Linked DNA regions of Mus musculus: region 1 is linked to region 2. Evidence: chromatin loops called from intact Hi-C (ENCODE). Cell type or tissue: heart. All regions are shown on one strand. Each heading gives the region's core, and the rest is flanking DNA. Links, peaks and the distances in the headings are about the cores only.

The links. Hi-C counts contacts between places; a loop is a spot of excess contacts. Peaks named below come from ENCODE experiments on the same cell type or tissue, not always from the same donor. Only the 100,000 strongest peaks of a DNase experiment are listed, where the experiment ranks them.
Region 1: it touches region 2 in a loop (9-fold over the local background); 15 of 42 quality-filtered maps call a loop at or near these places.

The regions. Positions count from the first base shown.
Region 1 is chr8:117,927,394-117,930,305 of GRCm38, forward strand. No RefSeq gene overlaps it. Among named protein-coding and RNA genes, the nearest start is that of Gm39262, 20 kb to the right of the region's middle. In heart, for the core only: no CTCF peak of the experiment used is centred there; no DNase peak of the experiment used is centred there; H3K27me3 peaks cover 1,258 bases.
Region 2 is chr8:118,849,326-118,852,237 of GRCm38, forward strand. It overlaps Cdh13 (cadherin 13), which reads left to right. Exons shown (of 14, transcript NM_019707.5): 5 at 2,394-2,546. Among named protein-coding and RNA genes, the nearest start is that of Gm31893, 210 kb to the right of the region's middle. In heart, for the core only: no CTCF peak of the experiment used is centred there; a DNase peak (open chromatin) is centred at 1,286.

The DNA of each region.
Region 1 (2,912 bases), core at 148-2,647, 920 kb before region 2:
CCTGGGGGCCCAGGGCCACACCCTGTAGCCCCCGGGGTTATGGGAGAGAGGGATGAGGGAAGAGGTTCCCAACATTGACCAGAGTGTGTAGCAGATCTTGATGGAGCAGAGACTCTCTATGGTTTAAGAGCTTTATTATAGAAATGCAGGGAGAAAGAGAAAAGGGAGAGAGAGAGAGGAGAGAGAGAGAGAGAGAGAGAGAGAGAGAGAGAGAGAGGGAGAGAGAGAGAGAAAAAAGGCTAGTGAGAAAGAGAGTAAGAGGGAGAGAGGAGAGGAGAGGACAAAGAGAAAGGAGAGAGGAGAGAAAACAAAGAGAGAGGAGAGAGAGTGAGAGAGAAGGGTAAGAGGGAGACAAGAGAGTAGGCAGTAAGAGAGTGAGAGAACAAGGTGGGGCTGACCAGCCCTTTTTATGGTCCTCACTGTTGCTAGGGAACTGGGGAGGAGTTTAGCCTGAAGGTCAGAAGCTTGGGCCATTGTCTATGTGACTACTGACCATGCTTCTCTTGTGGGGGCTGTGGGGGGCGGTAACTTAGGCAGGGGCCAGAGTTCCAGGAGCATGAGGGAAACGCCTACCATGTCATGAAGGTGAATTATGATCATCGGGGTTCAGACCTCAGCTCAACTGGATACCAGCCTGCAATTCCCCACAGTGCCCCATCTTGAGACTTGGGAGACTGGCCTTCTATTCCAGCTTTAAGAAGCCACTGGCTGTCCCCCAAAGAGTTGATGGAGGGAGGTCAAGGGATAGAGTACACCCTCCTTGCTGACCCAGTGGAAAGCTGTCCTTTAAAAGCATCTGTTGACCCATAGCAGCAACTCTTCCAGCAGCTGGGGAAGGAGGGTGAGGACGCCAATCTAGCAGACCTATTCTAGCATCCCTGGTCAGGTACCCCTACGGAGATCATCTTGGTTTGCCCAACCAGATAGAATGAATAACGATTAAATACTAGTGGCTCTTCGCCCCTCACCCCATCCCCCTCATTGTGTTGCCTTTCTTTTACAGGGCCAATCTCACTTGCATCAAAACAACTGGGTGAATCCAGTTGCAGGGAAACCAGTGGCCTGATGGTTTTGCTAAATGCAGCTGCGTTCGTTCCTGAGTTCCTCGCCTTTGCTTTGGATCAGTTAGGCAACCTTGGCTGGCCATTGGCTGGTCGTCTTGCAGTTAAACCTCAGCCGACTTGCATGATCCCATTGCAGCAAGAGACTTGCCTGGGGGGACTGCCCTGCTGCCCTACTCTGGGGCTTCCAAGTAGGTAGCTGTGGTTTGTGAATATTAATCTCTTATTTGACCCCTGATCTGATCAGTCTGGGAAGTGGGAGACCAGCAGCCATCACAGGAGAAAGGGGGTGTCTTAGCATTAATTATTTCACCCCATGGTGGCACAATGAATACATGCCAACCTAGGAAAGTGGGATTCTTCGCTAAGCCACATCCTGCCCAGATCCGTAATTTGATACAAAAGCTTCACACAAATTGAAATTAAAATGCGTCTTCCAGGCTTCCTCCCATCAAAGCAGCTCACACCAGCAGGCTTCTCCCTTTCATGGGTTTGCTATAGAAACAGGGAACCCGATGAGCTTTGAGGTTTGGCGTGGATGGACAGAACAGTTCCCCCTGCTTGCCAACTGCAGGTAAGAAAACGAAATAAAACGGAAAGCAATTGGAGGTGTAATTACCCTCTCCAAGATGACTTTTTGCTGTAGAGTGGCCCTCAGAATCTGTAAAAGGCCCGTTTCTTCCTGTTCCTGTCTCCCCTCGAGTATCACGGTCACATTAACCAAGGCGAGGGAGTTCATGTTCCAGCTAGGAAAGTTGGGTTTGTTTCTTCAAGACAACATACTATTAATATGTATCAAATATTGATATTTGTTAATAAGATTTATTAATATAAATCATTTGATATTTGTTTATTAAAATATGTACATTTACTTTTAATTGTTCTCTCCCTCACTTAATTACTGTCCTGGAGGTTGCCTCCATTGACAATGTCCCCAAAACTGGATGTCAGAGTTTGTTTCCTCACACCTTTCATACACAAGTGTGTCAGGAAACCAGAAATTAGAATTTTCTACATGAGCATTGAAATCGGGCATTTTGTCACTGTTTGGATTCTTAGTGAGGACAGTCGGGTGCCTTTTCTTTTTTGCCTTATTGAATAGTTGCTTTTATTGCTCCGAAGCCTTGCTTTCTTTATCCTTTCCTTACACATGGGTAGACAGCTTTGTCTTCATCTCTCAGTGCCTCGGAGGGGCCTCGCTCTTTACTTGATAGCTGCCCTTGCATCCAGGCCTGCGAAGCCTTGGATTGAACCCACTCTTCTTCCTTTCCTTCGCCCTCCTCCCCTTTAATCTTTATTTCCAAGCACAGTGCTGTGCACCCCGTGGACACAATAAACACGTGCTGATTGACTGTTTTATTTATCTGATTTTTATGGCTTCTTTACTCTGAAGGGCTCCGCAGCCTTCACAGTCATTAACTCAATAACCCTCAAACGCTCTAGTGTGGCAGCTGTAATTACTGTCGGGTTTCTGAGATGGCGAAACAGAGTTGCTGAGATTCTCCAAATTATCGAGGGCCTCGGGAGGGATCTCAGGGGGGCATTCAGCACTTTTGTAAGCTCTGGACCACAGGGTACGTATGGAAGGGTCCTAGTCAGAGTGGCTGTAGGGTGGTAGGTGGGTGATCACCAGCTCGGCCCACATTCTTCTCATTGAGGCACGACTGAATAGTCATCACGGGTATGAGTTGAAATCCCCAGCTCCTCTTCTGGACATTTTGTGACAATGGACATCAAGGACAGCTAATGTTTCCTGTGATTTGAGGAGATATCAGACCGTGTGTGCCACATGATCACCATTATGGCCTGTGAGTCTTCAGAGAAAAATCCTGTGACATGCCAAAAGCTTAA
Region 2 (2,912 bases), core at 121-2,620:
ATATATATCCGTGGAGGTTGTGGTATGTCACACAGTAGACCCTTTGCCCAAACAGCTTCTACTTGCAAATGTTAATTGCGTGAATCATTGACCTGGTTTTGAGGCCTGTGGCTTCTGCTACACTATCAATACTGGATCCTCACCGTGATTCCCCTAGGATATTCTGCTGTTGCCCGATATCATGGAGATCCTGCAGCTTTGGATCTGCAGGACTGGTCCCTTCACATGTACCAGCAATTCATAGATGGGATGGTTGTTGGGGTAGGCCAGCTCAAAGCCCTAGATCTGTGATGGGGTAGAGGCTGGGTTTGCTCAGCTTGCCAGCTCTCCTGGACCCGTACCACCAGGGCCAGCTCTCCTGGACCTGTGCCACCAGAGCCAGTTCTCCTGGACCCGTGCCACCAGGACCAGCTCTCCTGGACCTGTGCCACCAGGGCCAGCTCTCCAGCATTGCCCAGGCAATGAGCAGGGCCAGCTATTTCTCCCTTACAACCTCCAGGCCTGCTCACCCGAGCCCCTAAGCCTCCTTTTAAAGTTATATTTTGTGATAGGGTCTTACCAAGGTGCTCAAGCTGGCTCTAAATCACTCTGGAACATTCAAGCTTTGAACTGGCTCAGACCCTGTGTGGCTATGAGTATAGACCCGGCCACCACGCCCAGCTATACTGTCTCTTTAAATCCTCAGCCTCCCTCCCCACTCCCTACCCCCCAGAACTAAATAGTGATTGTCCCCACTTTGCACCTGATGAAATTGGGAGCAGAGGCAAAACCCTGTGTTTGAAGATAGGATTGTAACGTGTTTGCATGAAGACAGGCATGTGTTTGCTCAACTGGACAATATGGTGGACCCTGGCCTCAACCAGAAGGCCAAGAAGCCATGGGGTCTTTGACCTTCTGAGGCCTCTAAGCAGGGGATGGGGGCTCAGGAAAGGACCTGAGATGAGTTAACTCCAGTGAAATCACAATTAAAATGTCTTTTTATCAAAAAGTATCATACATCTTGTTATTGATCCTATTTTCCATTAATCTTAAAAATTCAAACAGAGATAATTGGTGTTTAATTAAAGCCTTAAGTATATTTCATTAGAGAACATTTTTTTAAATCATAAAAATGAAAACGCAAGAAAACCTTCCTGTCTTGTGGAATTGTTTTGATGTACCTCAACCAGTCCTCCCACATCACCCACCAAGATGCTCCCACCAAGATGCTCATCCTAGCTTAGACACCACTGCCACCTGGTGCCTGCATGCAGAATTGCAGGCTTGGTTCTTGCAGGGCCCCTGGAGGGTGCTGATTTACATAGACACCTGCTCATGGTTGAAGTAGTTACAGCTGCCTGCACATCCGCAGCCTTCTATCTGTGCCTCCCGCGTTCATGGCCTTTAAGCTGCGTTTGTTATAACCAGATTAACAATGGTAACTCTGATAGATAGCACATGAGATACGGGTGAATATGATACAGCTTGTGCAAGCATCAGTCCCCCTCTTTAACTGAGCAGTTCCACACGCCAAATTTTGACCTCCATATTTTAACCCTTACCTTCCCGAAACTCTCCTCTGCTCAGAGTGTGCTCAAGACTCCCCATTTCTGGAATTTTCTAGGTGTTCCCCCACCTGTCTGCGGCTTCTGACTTGACTGTCCCTTGTGCTCACAAGAACCTCCCTCTACCTCTAGTTTCTGAACTTAGCCTTCGGATATCAGACCAAGGTCAATGGTCACAAAGAGCAGTGTTGCACAGTGGTGTCAGGAGATACGGACAACGTGGTTTAGAATCTCACTTTCATCTGTTTAAGAGCAGGGACCACAGCCACCTTGCAGACCACTGTGGTTCCATCCATTATATAAACAAACTCAGGATGATTAAAAAAAAAAAAGTCCCATTCCAAGCACCATTTAAAAGTATAAAGAGGTTCATGAGAGTCGCTCAGCAGAGCCTGGCACCCAGGGGAGCCATGAGGCGTGTGGTCACTAGCACTAGCAACAAAGTATAAACCTTGCTCAGTGCCTGCCCAGTGTGTGGCAGATAAACAACTCCTACACTTACCCTTGCTTGCAGAGAAAACCAAATCTCCTTCCTCCATTAGAAACAATGCAAGTTTCCTCATCACCCGCCCGCCTTGCTCCATTACCCAGGGCTTCCACTATTGCTAAGCTTCCTCAGCTGTAAGTTGTAACCATTTGCATGAACCAAGCTAAGCGATGATGATGCTATTTTGGGCAAGGTTGCTTTTGGCTAATCTTGGTTGATCAGGCAGCTTTGCGCTGGCACCTGACACTAGTGGTTTGGTCCCCAAGGGATGTGTGTGTGTGTGTGTATGTGTGGGGTGTCTATGGCGGGCTCTCTCCATGCCTTTCAGACCGTCTTAAATGTCACTCTGTCTCTCTGAACAGGTAGTCGATAGCGACAGACCCGAAGGGTCCAAGTTCCGGCTCACCGGGAAGGGAGTGGATCAAGACCCTAAAGGAACTTTCAGAATCAATGAGAACACAGGCAGTGTCTCCGTGACACGGACCCTGGACAGAGAAACGATCGCTACTTATCAAGTGAGTCCTGGGTGCCTGCTCACCCTGCGCATAGAGATATGGATTTCAGAGTGATTTCTTCCCACCGAGCCAATTATTTCTGTGCCTCATCAAACCCGAGAAAGTGTGGCTCCAGGTGCTTCTGGGAGAACAAAAGTGGAGCCTAACAGTGAGGGGCCCCCTAGCTCATCAGCAGAGCCACCGGGCCTGTGTCACTCTTTGGGTTCCAGAGACCAATGAGACAGATACCAGAGGCACCTCGGAGGAGGTCAAAACCCTGAGGCCAAGCCTGGCTTTCAGAGGCCTGTGTTCCGAGTCACCGTGATAAGTACAAACCCTCAGACAAGATAATCCTGCTTTTAGACATTTATCCTGATGAAATCTGGA